Linked DNA regions of Mus musculus: all the other regions are linked to region 1. A link is a loop called in an ENCODE intact Hi-C map of the cell type or tissue named here. Cell type or tissue: gastrocnemius. All regions are shown on one strand. Region 1 overlaps Tiam1 (T cell lymphoma invasion and metastasis 1). Region 2 overlaps Tiam1 (T cell lymphoma invasion and metastasis 1). Region 3 has its middle 22 kb from the start of Gm35714. Region 4 has its middle 26 kb from the start of Gm10789.

Region 1 (2,500 bases):
AGAGGGGGGCGAGTGAGGGGCCCATCGCAAATACGACAGATCAGCATTTTGTAAATTTGCTTTTTCATAATTGATACTTGAACAAAAATTCATGCTACATCAGTGTTTTTATTGAGTGAAAAACCTTCAGTTCTCAGCACCACGCTCAGCTAAGCTTAGAAAACCAGGCTGCTTCTAACCACGCTCTCTCCACATGCACATCACTCTATAGAGCACCCTAAATTCATCACAGACCTGAAACACAATGCCCCCATCATTAAACCCTCTAGTGCTGGGGCAGGGGACTCGTCAAAATCAAAAGGAGGTTATAAATATGCTGAGTGAAGGCCTGCACAGTACTAGACATCTCTGCCTGTTCACACAGCACTTCCACAGGAGGAAATCCACAGCAGGATCAACTGGTAGATACAGACTGTCTGTGTGATGAGATTCTCGGTTAGCCACTCAACTATACAAAATCATAAAGAAAAGTAAGTACACAAATCAACCAACCATCTATAAACCCAACATAGTCTAGAATGTGTTTCTGTATAAATGCAAGATTAAAGTATTATATAGCTCGCGCATCAGAAAATGTTTAAATCAACTGACAGTGCAGTTCCATATATCTGGAGCTAACTCACAAGACATGAATTTCAACTGTGTGCCTTATCATTCCATCCTGGGACAATTACAACGTCCATTTCACAAACAGGGCGCTAAGGCTGGTGAGAAAGTATTCTAACATGTTTGTAAAGCCAGGGTGGGCTGGGCAGGGTCTAAATGCAGTCTTGCAAGCCCCAGAGATATGGCTCTCTCTGTGTCCCACCATGGTGACTCCCAGCCCAGTGTGAAACCCAAAGAGGCCTGAGGTTAGGAGGATGAGCCTTCTTAGGTAAAAAACCTATAGCTGAAATCCAAATTTGAAGACAAATGCAAACTCTTACTGATCTGGAAATGAAAATAAATCTCAAGCCATAGAATTTGATAGGTACTGCATCCTGAGTCACTGAAGCGGACCTCGGTGACGTCTACCCCTGCCCCATCTCTTCAGGATGTCATTTTATACAGTCAAGAAGAAAGCACGGGTCTTTTTTTTTTAATGGTATACTATGACACAATGTGATAGGGGTTAGAGCTAGGAACACTGGCCGTACAGCCTGGGTGTCCGGGGGCATAATTCAATATGATTTTATTTAGACACTTCAGTTCACAAAATTAAATTCTCCAATTAGAGGACTTCAGTGATTTAAAGATCAGAAAATATAGCCACTACAATTACAAATACGGAATTATTTAAAGAAAGCTGACAAGACATGGCAGGACAAGCACCATGCTCACTCAATACCACAGTGTTCATCTCTGCTGGGGTTGAGCCCTGCTCATTTATTTTTAAATATGTGTAGCAGCCAGTCCTTCCCACTAGGTGACAGCATAGACCCGTTAGTTCTGACCATCTCTGCAGAGAGCCAGTGGGATACTTTGCTCAGAATTTCTGCTCTCCACTGTGTCCACTGTCTCGGTGTCACATAAGCCAGCCTCGGGGCCACACGCTCACTCTTGTGCTGACTGAGACTCAGGCCAGGTTAAGGAAAAAAAAAAAAAGTAAAAAAATACAGGAAACTTCTGTGTCTTAAAATGTGTTTTCTGAAACCACAGGATCTGGGCTAGGGAATTTGAAAGCTGGCCACCTTATGCACAGGCAAGTGGCACACATATTGAAGTTCCACGTTTAAAGTACTATTGAAGCACCTCCCCCAGGCCCCAGAGGGGAAACATCATAAGTTTTTAACACTGCTCTAACCACATGCTGTTAGTCCTGTCTCCCCGTCTCCCCTGACCATGCCAGCCTAAGCCACAAAGGCCTCTTAGCCACAGTACCCTAGCCAGCAGGGAGTCGTCCCGTGTCCTAGAGTGCGCTTGGCATACACCAACCTCAAGGAGCCTGTTACAATAGAGGCCAGCTGTTGCCATTACTAGGTAACTCACAGGACTGGTTTCAGGATCTCCAGGACCCCAGAATCTCCAAACCCATGGGTGCTCAACTCTCTTATGGGAAACAGTGTGGTATTTGCATAAAAGCTATGTCACACAGGCTTTGAATTGTCTTTAGATTGCACTTGATACCTACCTAATACAACACAAATGATAGGCAGATTGTCTTCATTTTGTATTGCGTGAGAAGTTAAGAACTGAGACACACACACACTCTCTCTCTCTCTCTCTCTTTCAAATTTTATCAATGGCGTCGCTTACTGAGCCTAGAGTTCGCCAATTCAGCCAGGCTGGCCAGCCAGCCAGGTCTGAGGCTCCCGCTGTCTCTGCCTCCTGCACTGGGATTAGAGGTGCCTGGCTCTGTACCACCGTTTACAGGGGTACCGGAGTCTAGAGCTCAGGCTTCTGTGGCAGGAATGTTACCAACTGACCTTTCTCCCCAGACCCATGTCACACCTTCTTGAAACACTTTTCTGTAAAACACGTGAGACTCACATCTTGTTCTCCTCACCCCCAGACTCACCTC
Region 2 (2,500 bases), 52 kb after region 1:
CTTAGAATTCCGTGTGTGCAGCACTCTGCATTGCATTAAGCCGTGGCTTTATGAGACACCACACTCAGATGATCTCACTTCTGTATATTAACTTGGGAAGTCGTGAGGCAAGGGATGGAGATTTCACACCACAGTCTCCCAGGGGAGGAGAGCGCTGGCTCACTCTGCCCCTCTTCCATGGGTGGTTGGTATTTAAGGGCAACAGTGTGTCCAGCTATCTCTGGAGTTAGAGACAGCGCTCTAGAACACAGCTGGGCAGCCCTTGCCAACCTTACATAGGGCACAGGCTACTCAGTCCAGGCAGAGGTGTTGCCTGCATCAACACACCCTTTGCCAAGTTCAAGGCAGGCAGAGTATCTCTCTGAACCAGGCGTCTAATGCCAGTCTGATGGCAGACAGCTTCACGGCCATGCTTCAGGGCTTTCCATGGGACCCTTTAACAGGGCACCTGTTGTGACCTGCCAAACTGACCGTTCAGTAGTGACCCTGGGTGGTTAGTTAACCTGTTAGTTCTGTCACAATCTCACTTTGGTTATAATCTCAAATCAGAGTAAAGAGAGGTTAAAGTTTACCTTCTCAGGTGATACAAGATCTGGGCACCAACATCCAATGGTCCGAGTCATCTACCCACACAGCACCACTACCAATGCGAGTGTTACGCCGGCGACCAAATTCCCGGTCCCTGGCTGCTTCCTAAGTACTAGGCTTCCGGACTCCCGGACAATTCCATTCTCTCGAATAGTCCTATTATTATCCCTACTGAGTGTGTACATCCATGATGCCAAGGATCTGACACAGAGCCCCTTGGAAGCCATTCAAGCGAGGTCCTGCCACTGAGCTAGAGTCTCCAGTCACAATACCTCCACTTAGACAGGTGAAGAAATCAAGGCTTTAAAACAACCACTAACTTGCCCAGAGTCAACCAGGTAGGAAGGGGTGAAGGGTCTAGAAGACTGGCTTTCGTGTCAGCAAAATCCATCTTCAGGGTTCTTCAGAAAGAAACCCGGTGTCACTCCAGGCCCTCCACCACCTGGCCCACCTTAAAAGTAACACTGCCACTGCCCATTGGACTCGAACTGGCCAGAGTGCAGCACTGCCCCCTACTGGGCAGGTCGGAGTGCAGCAGCCTTTGCAGGTCACCTCGATGCCCACTGTCTTTCAAAGTAAAGAAGCGCACCCACTCTTGGATCAGAAGCACAATCCACTACCGGCTTCTTAGCCTGGTCAGAATCCCCAGCTCCCCAAAACCTGCCGCAAGGAACAGCAAAGGACCAAAGCATGCAGGGCCGTCTGACATTCACTCCCGCTATTATTGCCAGACAAGCTAGTGGGCCACCCTTTCCCTGGTAAGATACTTTTCAAGTCTCCTAAAAATCTGCTCACGCCCCTTCTCTCCTGCATTAAACTGCCAAGCAAGCCGACTAAGTCTCTTCATCCCCACCTTCCAGAGGGAGCCTCTAGAAGTCAGGGTTTGCCCAAGGTCAAGCAACTTGGCTGCAAGCTAGAAACTGGGAACCCACCCATATTATTCCTTCTGCTACACCTCCCTCCAGAGACGGGGCTGGCCGCATCGTGAGGAACAGGAAATTGAAATGGCTCCTGGTAAGACGGCGAGCCTGCCAACACCAGAGAGAAGCTGACAAGTGACCGCAGACCGCCCTGATTCAAAGGATGCCTCTTCCGAGGGCCCGCCCACGGACTTCTTCCCACCTGCTGCAGTGTGGATATGAGCTCCGAGCGCCTGCAACCCACCATGCCTGCTCGTCCAGAGATGATTAGGTGACAGAGTCCCATCAGGGAGGTGTTGTGGAGGGACTGAGTTGAGAGGCAGTCTCCCAGTATGAACTTAATAGCTCTATTGCCATTCCTAGCACACCCTCCCACCCCGCTGCATACACACCCCTTAATCTCCACCCCCTACCCACAGAACTGTAAGAGGGGCGCAGCAGAAGCGATGCCAGCTGCAGCAGCTGCCAGACAAACCCGGGTACAGCCCGATTTCAAAAAAAAAAAAAAAAAAGAGAGAGAGAGAGAAACCGATAAGAGCAAAATCATGCACTTTAAGAGGCGCGCACCACTTCCAAAATACTGAAACATCTCTGAGGCTTTACCTGGGTGGTTTTTGCTCTTCTGCCTTGCATGCTCTTGCTAAGGCTAATTTGTGGGTTGGTGGCACCCTCGGAAAGACAGTGCGACTTCCTACAGGGAAGCGTGTTGTAATTACTGTACGGAGGAGTCTCTTCGGCAGCAGCCGGTGGCATCTTATGCTTTGCAAGATCGGGAATATCCGACACCAAATTCCGGCAGTAGCTTGAGAATCTGTTCCTCGGTCCTCCATTAGCCTTCACCCCAGAGTTTTTCTGAGCATACAAGTCACCCAGGGAGTTGGCTCGCTGACAGGTGCTGAGCTGCCGGGGACTCGCCTCTGTTTCCATCCCCCGAGCCTCCTCGCAATCCTTCTCTTCCGCGGAACCCAAGATTTCTTCGTTGCTTGTTAAAT
Region 3 (2,500 bases), 340 kb after region 1:
AGAAGAGCTTTCAGGTAGGTAGTGCCCTCTGGTGTCCCCAGATGAGGGTCCAGAGCCATCCAGCATTTGTTACAAGGACAGAAGGGTCTGAGCCTGTCGATGCCTAGTGTCCCTGTCCTCTGACTTGAGCCTCTCTAGCATTCTGATGCTCTCCGGGGACGGCTCCAGAAAGTGTGGAGCAGAGGTCAGGCTCTTCTAAACACCAGAGAAATTGCAAACATAAGGTCACTGTGATTTTATAGCCTTTATAGCCTGAGTGATCATATACTTGTAGATAAATTGGTAAATATAACAAAAAACTACTCCAAGAAGTGTAAGGAGCAGCCATGGAGACCACCTAATGTGATACTTAAATATGATCATCAAAATCCTAGAGGTTGTTACCATAGCCCCGTCTGGGGCTCCATGGAGCCCAACAGGGTAAACTCTCTCCGGCCTGGGTAGAGACTTTACATTACAAGCTGCCAATGCATGCGTTATCCAGCTGGGCTGGCTGGTCACTTGGCCTAGGTGTCCCTCAAGAAGGGGGAGTTCACTTTAAGCTGTGCTGAAGGCACAGGGGATAATTACCCCTTTAATGAGACATACTTTTCCATCCTGGAACCTCTGTCCTCAGAGCTTTGATGAGGTTCTGTTGAGTCAGTCTGTCCACCTTCCTGAGTTCTAACTTTCCCTACTGCTTCCTCTCCACCGTGGGCTGCTTGCCCACCACGTGGTTGACCTGCAAGCCAGCTTAACTCAAATGCCATGACTCATTCTCTTTCTTTCCCACCTTCCTCTTCGCGTGTCTGTCAAGACTCATAGCTTGCCATCTCAAGTTTTTCTTTTAAATTCTAATAAAATCATCCTCAAGGTTTCTTTTGAGTCTGCCCTTAAATTCTCTCGCTGATGAGACAGAGAATCCTAAGAGAGTCCCGTTCTCTCTCCCATAATGTAAATGGTAATAACTATCACAATTGTCACTGAAATGGAAAGGACCATAATTGGCTAGCTTGTTGGTCTTGGTCTGATGACCTCCACTCTTCCTTCCATCTATCCCTCACTCTCCCAGGACACCGCAGTCTTTTCGCTGTAACAAACCTCAGCGTATGCGAGCTGCACCCATTGTCTTCTACCCAGAGGCAGGTGGAGGTTAGCACAGGATGTACGCTTACGTCATATGGAGCCCTTCTAGCTCCCTGGCCAAGCCCCACCCCACTGCTTGGCATCGCGGACCATTCTCACATCTTTATTTTCTTGACTTTGAAAGACCGTTCCCTTTGATCTAGAGCTGACCTTAGAATTCTTCCGAAGACTCTCTGTTAAACCAGGCAGAGTCTGCCCATGGATTGAGGCCAGGTGGAGTTGGCACACTTGGTTGGCAGTGTAAATCCCTTATCTGGGCGCCTCCTTTTCCTTTTATTTTACCATGGCCAGTGGAAACCTGCCACCAACTGCCAAGCCTCGTCGTTGTCCCAACATGCTCCAGGTGCGGGGAGCAGAGGTTCTCCACCCTTTCTGCAGGTGTTAGGTAACAGTGCCTCTCCCTACCCACTCTACCGTGTCTCTGGAATGAGGGCTCTCCTGTAAAACAGCTCTCTCCTGCAGGTTTTCATCCTCTCTGAATCGAATTGCTAAACAAACCCAGTAACAGAAGCAAGTCTAAGGTCAAGCAAGCCACAGCAATGCTGTAACCATGGGAAGAAATCACAAGAGTTCAATGGCCACTGGATTCACACCAGCAGAGCCAAGAAAGCGTCCTCTGATGGTGATGGTGATGGTGATGGTGATGGTGATGGTGATGGATGGTGATGGATGGTGATGGTGATGGTGATGGTGATGGTGATGGTGATGGTGATGGTGGTGATGGTGATGGTGATGGTGATGGTGATGGTGGTGGTGGTGGTGGTGATGGTGATGGTGATGGTGATGGTGATGGTGATGGTGATGGTGATGGTGGTGGTGGTGGTGGTGGTGGTGATGGTGATGGTGATGGTGATGGTGATGGTGATGGTGATGGTGACAGCTACCCCTGGAAGGTGTCAGCTCTGTATCATGACTGGGCAAGTGTGTTAGCTAAATATGCCAAAGAAAACTCCAGGCGCTGCCCAGTGTTCTTCCTTGGCCGTTAGAGGCTTGAAAGGAAAACAGCGTATTTCTGGAGCGGGACACAGTTGTGGTGCAAGTCAAAACACAGTCCTGACTGAACACAAGGCTTACAAAACCCTCCCGCGAGCCAGGCTCACGAGCATCTCGGTCGTCCCAGTAACCACTGGGTAGGTAGATGCTTTGGTGTTTTCCACTTTGTAGACAGATCAACAGAGGCTCGCAGGGGCAAAGCTGGCGCTCAATTTCATCTGCCCGATAGAGAATAAGATGTTTTATTTTTAATTATTTATTTTATGTATATGAGTAGTAGACTGTAGCTGTCTTCAGACACACCAGAGGAGGGCATTGGATCCCATTACAGATAGTTGTGAGCCACCATGTGGTTGCTGGGACTTGAACTCAGGACCTCTGG
Region 4 (2,500 bases), 320 kb after region 1:
CAACGTGGCTGAGGCTGCACAAACCGAGGAGTTCCAGAAGATGGGACATCAAGTCTCCTGGACACCCCTACACCCAGGCACAGACAAACCTTTGTTTAACCTGATACGCTCCAATTTCTTTCCTCCTCACCAGCTTCTAACAGATCCAGGGAGGGGGCTTTGGTGTCAAGTGCTGGAGAGGGATTCCTTAGTTACCGTGGTGGTAGAACGTGTGACTCTCTTAGATTTTATCTAAGATAGACAATGTATCCCACAGAAGTTCTGTCAGAACCAGGAGTAGCATTTAATCAGAACCAGGGAGTACCCAGAATGCTTATCTAGCTTTTAGTTTTGCTAAGAAGAACAAAGCTTAATGCAAATAAAATAAAATAAAATAAAATAAAATCCTGGAGCAGTGTTTTCCTTTCTTTCCGAACTGGGGCATTTTGCATAAACGCCCAGTGTTGACTCCCTCTCCCTCCTCCAGCTTCAATGTATTAGACAAGTCACTGTATTCTTTCTGTACCTTTACTTTCTCACCTGTAAAATGGGAGAGTTGACAGAAACAAAGACTCCTCTGGAAGTAAGAAAATGCGTAAAGGGCAGGGGAGCTGACTTAGCAGTTGAGTGATTGATTACTCTTCTTGCAGAGGACTCGAGTTTGGTTCCCAGCATCGACCTATGACTTTAGCTCTGGACTCCTCAGGCATCTGGGCTTATGTATGTGTGAGAGGCCGCACTGCGAGCACACACACACACACACACACACACACACTTTAAAATAAAAGTAAATTCTAAAAGAAAGACAAAGAAAATGTGTGAAAACGCCATCTGAAAACTGAGCCCTGACAGTGCTGTAATCCCAGTACTTGAGGCGTGAAAGCAAAAGATTCAGGAGGTGTTAGTCCAGTAGTCCAGCCTGGGCTGCACAAAATCCTGTGTAAAAAGCCAAAGGCCAAACCGAATGAACAATAACAAAACCCCAAGAGCCACATTTCCAGCAAGACGTGAACAAATGCTTTCAAAATCATAAAGAACAAAGACTGTGAAAGTACTGGGCAGGAGTCCACTCCGCTGTCTCCGTTTTGGAAACATATCTAGGGTCCTAAAGGAACAGCGTCTAACGTGCCTCTCAGAGTGCACTGCTGACACCTGCTGGCATATACTGGTATTACAAGGGTGCTAAGCTTGGAAATCCCTTTTTGTGATGAACAGGAGAAAACTGGACCGATTTTCATGCACATTGTGTTCCTCGGGACCAGGAATTTGGACATCACCGGGACCTTGTGGAAATGTACATATAGTCTCTGCGTTCTAATGAGACCTTCCCTGGAGCTCTCAGAGCAGACTCTAGTAATCTGTGACTTTTAAGTTGGGTGGTACAATGGTGAATTCTTATCATGCCAGCACTTGGGAAGCAGAGGTAGGAGGGCCACAAGTTCAAGGCCAGTCAAGGAAACAAATGGATATATGACCTCAAAAATAAACGTTTAAGAAAGAAAGAACAGACAAATCTTCTAGCTGGAAATGGTGGCATAGGAGGATCAGGAATTGGATGTTCAAGGCCAACCTCAGCTACTTAGCAAACCTAAGGCCAGCCTGGACTACATGACAGCTATGTCTCTAAAATAGATGTGTTTGGACTACAGAAAGTGACTAGGTGTGGAAAGAAGAAGGTACATCACAGAAAGGATTTCAAGACCTCTCAAAGGGTTCTACTGTGCCGGCCCAAGCCCTTTGGTACATACTTTCCAGGTACACAGAGTCAGGCTCTCCCTGGCCCAAGCCCTTTGGTACATACTTTCCAGGTACACAGAGTCTAGCTCTCCTCTCCCACATACACTGTTTCTCTTTGTTAAAACCCTATTTCCTACTTACTCTACTGAACACATTTTTCCTCTCACAGGGAAAATGTACAGGTTCACAAGGAAATGATGAGGAAGCAGGCCTCCCCATCACAGAGCATCCGCCTCACCCTCAGGACTTTTCGTTCTGAAGTGGCTCTAAGCAATCCTTTATTCACATAGCAGTGAACTTTGAGTTGTTCAAGCAAAACATTACACAAATGAAGTTTATCAGTTGAATTCAGTGGTACGTTACAGAAGAAAAATATAAGCTGCGCCACAAGTTCTCAAACAGAACAGGAAATCAGGCCATCAGGGAATCCAGGAAGCTGGTGTTTCCAGGACAACACCTTTAGAGCAAAAAAACATTTAGCCTTTCTTGGGTAGCCAATCCAAGCATCTATTTGCCTCAGCTTGAGTAGACTTCAGATCTCAGCTCTTCTCCCTGGAGACTAGTGGATCTCCCGAAGAAAACAGATCTGCTACAACTAAAAATGAAGAAAAGGATGACAGGGCAAGGGTATCAACGACCAAATACTGGCAAGTAATGATGTGAGGGAGGAAGGATTGTACTAGCTCATGGCTCGAGAGTGAGCACCATGGTGGCAGGAAAGCTGCCGCTGTGAGGCCAGGCCCATGGGAGAGGAGTGTGAACCTGCTTCCTCACATGTCAATCA

The links. Hi-C counts contacts between places; a loop is a spot of excess contacts. Peaks named below come from ENCODE experiments on the same cell type or tissue, not always from the same donor. Only the 100,000 strongest peaks of a DNase experiment are listed, where the experiment ranks them.
Region 2: it touches region 1 in a loop (2.2-fold over the local background); 6 of 42 quality-filtered maps call a loop at or near these places.
Region 3: a loop joins it to region 1, with 4 times the contacts of the local background. A loop is called at or near these places in 25 of 42 quality-filtered maps.
Region 4: it touches region 1 in a loop (11-fold over the local background); 23 of 42 quality-filtered maps call a loop at or near these places.

Annotation. Positions count from the first base shown.
Region 1 is chr16:89,843,348-89,845,847 of GRCm38, forward strand. All of the region lies in intron 12 of Tiam1 (T cell lymphoma invasion and metastasis 1), which reads right to left. Among named protein-coding and RNA genes, the nearest start is that of Gm52239, 50 kb to the left of the region's middle. In gastrocnemius, a CTCF peak has its summit at 1,406 (motif pointing right); DNase peaks (open chromatin) are centred at 1,452 and 1,740.
Region 2 is chr16:89,895,494-89,897,993 of GRCm38, forward strand. Tiam1 (T cell lymphoma invasion and metastasis 1) reads right to left here. Exons shown (of 28, transcript NM_009384.3): 4 at 2,112-2,500. Among named protein-coding and RNA genes, the nearest start is that of Tiam1, 64 kb to the right of the region's middle. In gastrocnemius, a CTCF peak has its summit at 1,111 (motif pointing left); DNase peaks (open chromatin) are centred at 1,094, 1,627 and 2,398; H3K4me3 peaks cover 1,313 bases; H3K27ac peaks cover 794 bases.
Region 3 is chr16:90,180,455-90,182,954 of GRCm38, forward strand. No RefSeq gene overlaps it. Among named protein-coding and RNA genes, the nearest start is that of Gm35714, 22 kb to the right of the region's middle. In gastrocnemius, no CTCF peak of the experiment used is centred here; a DNase peak (open chromatin) is centred at 1,355.
Region 4 is chr16:90,166,745-90,169,244 of GRCm38, forward strand. No RefSeq gene overlaps it. Among named protein-coding and RNA genes, the nearest start is that of Gm10789, 26 kb to the left of the region's middle. In gastrocnemius, no CTCF peak of the experiment used is centred here; a DNase peak (open chromatin) is centred at 1,136.